2 separate regions of the Homo sapiens genome follow, and region 2 is linked to region 1. Evidence: chromatin contacts called from ENCODE Hi-C or POLR2A ChIA-PET data. All regions are on one chromosome and are shown on one strand. The core of a region is the stretch at or near the end of the contact, and the rest is flanking DNA. Distances in the headings are between cores, read along the strand shown. Region 1 overlaps LOC105369812 (a long non-coding RNA gene). Region 2 overlaps LINC02421 (long intergenic non-protein coding RNA 2421).

Region 1 (3,523 bases), core at 272-2,771:
CCACGTTGGAGTACAGTGGTGTGATCTCTGCTCACTGCAACCCCCACCTCCTGAGCTCAAGTGATTCTCAAGCCTCAGCATCCCGAGTAGCTGGGATTACAGGTACACACCAGCATGCCTGGCTAATTTTTGTATTTTTTGTAGAGATAGGGTTTTGCCATGTTGACCAGGCTTGTCTCGAACTCCTGACCTCAAGTGATCTGCCTGTCTTGGCCTCTCAAAGTGCTGGAATTACAGGAATGAGCCACCGCGCCCAGCCCATGATATTTCTTTTTAGGGAGTACACTTTTACTGCTTCCACTTGATAATCGTCTAGGAAACTCTGCGGTTGACATTCATATGCATGGACTGTGTGCATAGGTAGAATTCCGTCCTTTATTTCTAAATCCAAGGTCTCAGTGACAGCATTTAATCCTTCTGAGTGTTAGGCACCAGGTTATTGATTTATTTGGCTTAAGCTGTGTTTGTATTACAGCTGAATGCATAGATTGTAAGCTCCCTACAGGCAAAATATAATTCACATTGTACAATTTAGAGGTGTTATTTTTGATAATGATAATTATATGTCTTCAATATTCCATCAAAAGCTTTGAAAGAGTTGCCATAATATGGTATTAAATCTTCAAAAGACTTGGCTTTCTTTTAATTTCAACAAATATTAGTAGAAAAATCCTCAAGGCCAGACAACGGGACAAGCCCCTAATTTAGTAATAAAGACAGGAAAATATTTATTGGGGGTGATATAAAATAATTTCCATAGGCCCATTATAGTAAAGAGCTCAAGGCTAGTATGAGGAAAGCATGAATAGAGTTTTGCAATGAAACTAAACTACAGGTAAAACTCCAGGTTGGAATATAAACGTTCTTTCTTATATCTGAAATGAGGGTAAGATTAAAGAAAGGCTGGGCATTGAGTTTCTGTTCTTCTTTAGCGTACTCCAGTATAAGGCAAGAAACATTCACATACATATGCAGAAAAGGGAAGGGGATTCTAACTGCAGACTCCCTGGCATCTAAGTCTCAGATATTGTTGGAACAATAGGAACCCGTCGATACCATCAGACCTATGAGCATAGTTGTTATTGCTTCCAAGATCTACTGATGTCACAGCTTGTGAGGTGTGTGACTGTGCACTTTCTAAATACGGGCTGCCCTCTTACTGCCATCTCACCCAACAAGGCTCATTGGTAAGATGGCAAACACAGGAGGTCAATAAACCCCTGCAAAATAAGATCTACATTTTTATCTCTTCTGTCCTTTGACTCTGCATGACTTGAAGAAACTGGGTAGTAGATTCTGTTGGGAAGTTTTCCAAATAGAAAGAACAAGCCAAGCAAAATAAAGAATGACCTTTCTTTCAAGAACCTTTTTTTTTTTTAAGTATTCACTTGAAAAGACACCAAGGCATCCTTCCTCTACTCTCTCCATTCCTACTCCAACCACAGCAATTGCCTGTCTACAGAAATAACCCTTAAGAAGTGGTTGGGAAATGAATGTGATGCCTGCCATCCTGGGCTGGTGCTCACTCACCCCCCATAGTCTGGAAAGTCTTGGTCCTCGTAAATCTCATGTGCTGTGTCCTTGCTGCCATGCCAATGTTCTATTTCAAGGTCTACTACTCTGACCCTACATAATAAAGAGTCATTAATTATCTCATGTTCACACTAGTCATCATTACTGGGGTCTGACTTAGCATTTCATCTAGTAACAGCATTTTAGGGATTAAACTTTCTTAGATTTACATTCCAATGGCAATATTACCATGTACTCAAAATGCAAGTAAGTCCAACTTTTAACAAATAATACTCTCACAGTTACTTAGCAAATCAAGAAATAAATATTTTAACAGCTGAAATTTTGTCTGTTACAGCTTTTTCAAATAGAAAAAAACTGTCTATTAGAAAATAAAAAATATTTTTATTATTAATTTTATTTTTTAAAAATAATGCTGTTAATGCTAGAAAGGATGTAAAAGTTGCACAACCCTTTTACAATTGTAAAACCGTTTGATTTCTTAGATGTGAAAACTTTCATAGTAATAATACATTATTTAATAAAAATGGAGAACCCAAACCCCTATACACTGTTATCAATGAGCCTGTGACTCTTGCGTGAATGAGTGAAAAACACTCTGTATTTGGAGATCTCTCTGCCAGGGATGCCTATTTCTCTTCTCATCTGAGGTCTGGCGGTTGATGGAATAGACAGAGACTGCCCAACTATGGCCACAGGGTAGGATTCCTTTGCAGAATAAAGAGAACTTGTGGACCCAAAGAGAAGAATTCCTCCTAGATCAAGCCTCACTGGAAAATTCCACTTTAATCCATGAATCAGAGGGAAAAACTGGAGCCAGCCCTGTCTGAAAGTCTAGCAGTTCCTAACCAGTGCTGAGCCTGTGAAACTCATAGTCTAGCAGGAGGTCGCTGTGGCATCAGCTGACAAGTTGAGTCTTGCTTAAAACAAATTCTGTCGGAGCCATGGTGATTTCTTGGTTCTTCCAGGACTTGGGGAGGACTTCAGAGAAAAGGCAAAAATGCTGAGCATGAAATTATTCTGAAGATATGGAACGCATGGAGAAAGAGTCCCTACTCCCCACTCCCGAAGCAGGAACTCTTGGCTTTTCAATTTCGTATTCTCCATCCAGAGAAATTCCCAAGGAGGCACCACACTCCCAGTTCTCCCTTTTTCCTTGCCTTCCCAACAGCTACACAGAACTAAGAAAAGGCCATCATTGCGAGGGTGGAAGAGAAGATCTTGAAATACTCATCATCGTGTTTTCTTTTTCAGCACTTCCTGTCCTTTCCCCTAGTGGGCAGAAGGATCCACTTGGCCTGAAGAAGAATTAGAGTTATGACTGGAAGGCCGAGGGAAAGGAGAAGTTATTGTTCTGAAGTTTTGTTTCCACCCAGGCTCAGGAGGAAAGGCAGTTCAGAGAGTTTCTGCTCAAAGATTTGTGGGCGGCCACTACCAGGAGGGCTGCTGTGAATCTGGCTGGCTCCTGTCACGAGCACAAGACTCTGCCCCCTCACTTGTTTTTTTCCTTAGGGCTGGGCAGGGGCCTCCCATGACCCATTCTCACATTGCCGCAGATGATCCTCCGTGACTCCAGAATGTGCTGAGCCCATCTGATTGCCCCTTGTGGATGGCCTTTGTGTCAATAATCCAAGACCCTTACAAAACCTACCTCCCACCCCTGGAAAAAGAAGGCTGAATCCTTGACCCCAGAGGGTGGTGTTAGTGAGGGAAGAGATCCAGCAACACTTGGTGAGTGGGGCTGGTAGATTAGGGGTGGGAGAACTTACCTCCTAACCCAGCAAACAGTGGTGTTTCTGAGAAGGACATTTTGAAACAAAAAAAAAAGTTTGTGACGCCTGCCTTTCTAAATATCTAAGGATTCTGTGAAGATGCTTGCTATGTTGATTGTGATCCAGGGGTAAAAGTCGTGTTTATTGCTGGCCTCCATTAACTGGCCTGTGCCAGGCCAGCACTGCATACTTCTAAAACATTTCATTTAAGCTTCACA
Region 2 (3,523 bases), core at 595-3,094, 260 kb before region 1:
GCTTCTACTCTCCAAGGAATAAAGTGCAGGTGTGTTGCCTGTGCTGCCAACCAGGTGCTCTCACTCAGGTCTTAGAGACTGGAACAATTACGGTAATAGGGATTCACTCCAGCTGCACAGACCACAACACCCAGTGACCATCAGTAGCCGTGGAAGCTGAGGGCCTGAATCTCTAGAAGCCCTCGCTACTCAAAGTGTGGTCTGGGGACTTGTTAGGAAGGCAGAATCTGGGACCCACCCTAGACCTACTGAGTCAATATATTATAGTGCCTTGCACATAGTAGGGCCCTAATGAATATATCTTGATGTATAGACATATGAAAATATATTGAAATTTGATCTTGTGGAAGCTATCTGAATTATATTTCTTCAAAATATAATTATGTAAACAGCCCTTAACCCAATGACTGTACTCTTGAAAACATATTACATGATATTGTGTATAATAAATTGCATTTTACTTGCATTTCATTGATATTTAAAAGACTCTTCCAGTGAATCCTTCTGTAAATTCATTATGCCTTTTTAAAGTGAATAATCACTCCTTCATTTATCTGTTGTTAACATATGTTCCCTAAAGCAGGGCACACCCACAGTAAAGATTACTGTAATCATATGAGTTGTCACTGAGATGACCAGTGGAATTCTCTGCATGGCCCTTGTTATTTTGGTCCTTGTCTGTCTTTCTTTCGGTTCCTGAAGTGCCAGCTCCACATGATCTTGGTGTGTACTAACACATAGCTAAGCAACCAAAATGGATAAGGAAAACAGTTCCCTTTACAAGGTCAGCCAAGTGCTGTAATTCCAAAGCACTGCACTGTATTCGGCTACCTACAATTCCTGGACATTGAGGGCAACCTGCCCTTCCCGTTGGCATTGTGCCAGTCTTAAGAGCCTTCAATGGCCATCGCAAGCCCATGTTGGTAGAGTGCCACTAATACAGTGCCTGAGAGAACATAAAGCTCTCCCACTCTCACCTGGAAGAGGATGGCTCCTGAAAAGCAAACTTATTGTTTAAAAGCATTGTTGAAACAAGCTGGAGAAGCAATAGAGTAAGAATTGTGAGGAGGGACAGGAGCTGTTACAACTTTGCAATCAGACAATCAGCCAGTTACCTTCTTAACTGTGTTCTCAGGGAAGTTCCTTAACCCCCTAAGACTTCAGTGTCCTCCTAGATAAACTGCAACTAGTAAGGATGCTTATCTAATAGGTACCATGGGCAGTAAGTGTGAGAATGGATATAAAATACAGTATCAGACGCATCATTATTGCTCTAAAATTATTAGCTATTATGATGGTTATATTTCTACTGCACATGCCAGCTCATCGACAATTTATGAAGCCTTTAAAACCAGGCTTGACAACACATATGGCATAGATAACAGGATGATTTTCAGTGGCTTAGAATTTGACCCCATCCTCCTGCTCCCAAAACCACAACTTTTAAAAGCTGTAGCCACCATAAATTTTAAGAGGTGTCGTGTTGCAGATAAATAAACACAGACTTTGCCCTCAGATAGATAGGGATTCAAATTTCAGTATCATAGATGAGACTTCCCTTTTCCCTTCCTAAAGATATCCAGATTTTTTATTTAGACATCAGTCCCTCCTCCCCACAACCCACATGCTTCAGGGGAACTGGCCCAGACAGTAGACTTAATGGGCCTATGGGAAATTCCAGCCCCCTTGCCAGGGTGATTGGCTCAAGAATTCAGGCCTCAGCCAATGAGGTCATTAATCCCCTGAGACAAGGACTGATTTAATAATAGACCAATGATACGTGAGGAGGGAAGTAGCAGTCACGAGAATGCACCCAGAACACCTCCTTCTATGGCAGCATAATTGACCAAGGGCCCCAGCTGCTGCACTTTGGAATCCATCCCCAAGTTTGTGAATCCTAAGGAATACTAAGACAGACTAATTTCTGGGAGACACAACTCCTTTGTCAGCTGATTTGGGGTGAAGGATTCCCCTAAGATTTGCTTCGACTGCACAGTATAAGGCACTTCCATTCGGCCTTTCTCTCCCTTTCCTTTAATTGAAGTCAAATTTCCATCAGTGCCTGACGCTCTTGCAGCCTTCCCAGCTCCCTGCCTATTTCCATTTACACATTCATTTTCCCTAGTAAAATCCGAGCACATATCAGTCCATCTTAACATCTGCTTCTTGAAAGACCCTGACTAACACCAAAACTTTCCCGGAAATTTTGAGGAAATAAGTTTCTTTGTTCTTAAGAGGTAGGCACTGGGGAAATGCTCTTTTTTGCTCTGGATTTTATGAATATCATGGAAAGCCTAGAATTGCTCCAGCCATTTTCCTAACAAGAGTTGTCTTCTCCAGGTTAAATATTCCTAGATTCTTCTACCTTTCTTTATACTAAATGGTTTTCAAACCACTTACTATTGACAGGTGACAGCGTGCTGGCAGTCCTCACAGCCCTGGCTCGCTCTCGGCGCCTCCTCTGCCTGGGCTCCCACTTTGGCGGCACTTGAGGAGCCTTTCAGCCCACCGCTGCACTGTGGGAGCTCCTTTCTGGGCTGGCCAAGGCCAGAGCCGGCTCCCTCAGCTTGCAGGGAGGTGTGGAGGGAGAGGTGCGAGCTAGAACTGGGGCTGCGCGCAGCGCTTGCGGGCCAGCTGGAGTTCCGGGTGGGCGGGGGCTTCGCGGCCCCGCACTCGGAGCAGCCGGCCGGCCCTGCCGGCCCCGGGCAATGAGGGGCTTAGCACCCGGGCCAGCGGCTGCGGAGGGTGTACTGGGTCCCCCAGCAGTGCTAGCCCACCGGCGCTGCGCTCGATTTCTCACTGGGCCTTAGCTGCCTTCCCGCGGGGCAGGGCTCGGGACCTGCAGCCCGCCATGCCTGAGCCTCCCACCCCCTCCGTGGGCTCCTGTGCGGCCCAAGCCTCCCCGATGAGCAACGCCCCCTGCTCCACGGCGCCCAGTACCATCAACCACCCAAGGGCTGAGGAGTGCGGGCGCACGGCGCGGGACTGGCAGGCAGCTCCACCTGCAGCCCCTGTGCGGGATCCACTGGGTGAAGCCAGCTGGGCTCCTGAGTCTGGTGGGGACGTGGAGAACCTTTATGTCCAGCTCAGGGATTGTAAATACACCAATCAGCACCCTGTGTCTAGCTCAGGGTTTGTGAATGCACCAATGGACACTCTGTATCTAGCTACTCTGGTGGGGCTTGGAGAACCTTTATGTCTAGTTCAGGGATTGTAAATACACCAATTGGCACTCTGTATCTAGCTCAAGGTTTGTAAACACACCAATCAGCACCCTGTGTCTAGCTCAGGGTTTGTGAATGCACCAATCGACACTGTATCTAGCTACTCTGGTGGGGACTTGGAGAACCTTTGTGTTGACACTCTGTATCTAACTAATCTAGTGGAGATGTGGAGAACCTTTGTGTGTAGCTCAGGGATTGTAAACGCACCAATCAGCACCCTGTCAAAACAGACCACTCAGCTCTACCAATCAGCAGGATATGGGTGGGGCCAGATAAGAGAATAAAAGCAGGCTGCCGGA

The links. Hi-C counts contacts between places; a loop is a spot of excess contacts on that map. ChIA-PET counts read pairs that join two places held with the same protein, here RNA polymerase II (POLR2A). Pooled maps may share reads with other maps.
Region 2: a loop to region 1 is called in a pooled map, with 1.9 times the contacts of the local background. The contact joins two enhancer-like sites. A Hi-C loop is called at or near these places in 4 of 37 single-sample maps with no recorded cell type and 5 of 50 pooled maps. POLR2A ChIA-PET finds 5 or more read pairs at or near these places in 3 of 52 experiments (Caco-2, IMR-90 and activated CD4-positive, alpha-beta T cell).

Annotation. Positions count from the first base shown.
Region 1 is chr12:67,457,354-67,460,876 of GRCh38, reverse strand. The region is part of intron 4 of LOC105369812 (a long non-coding RNA gene); the gene reads right to left. Among named protein-coding and RNA genes, the nearest start is that of LINC02420, 17 kb to the right of the region's middle. Within about 2 kb of position 1,521, at least 5 of the 41 ENCODE cell types and tissues checked have a DNase peak (open chromatin) inside an H3K27ac peak, as active enhancers do.
Region 2 is chr12:67,718,677-67,722,199 of GRCh38, reverse strand. All of the region lies in intron 2 of LINC02421 (long intergenic non-protein coding RNA 2421), which reads left to right. Among named protein-coding and RNA genes, the nearest start is that of LINC02421, 9.0 kb to the left of the region's middle. Within about 2 kb of position 1,844, at least 7 of the 41 ENCODE cell types and tissues checked have a DNase peak (open chromatin) inside an H3K27ac peak, as active enhancers do.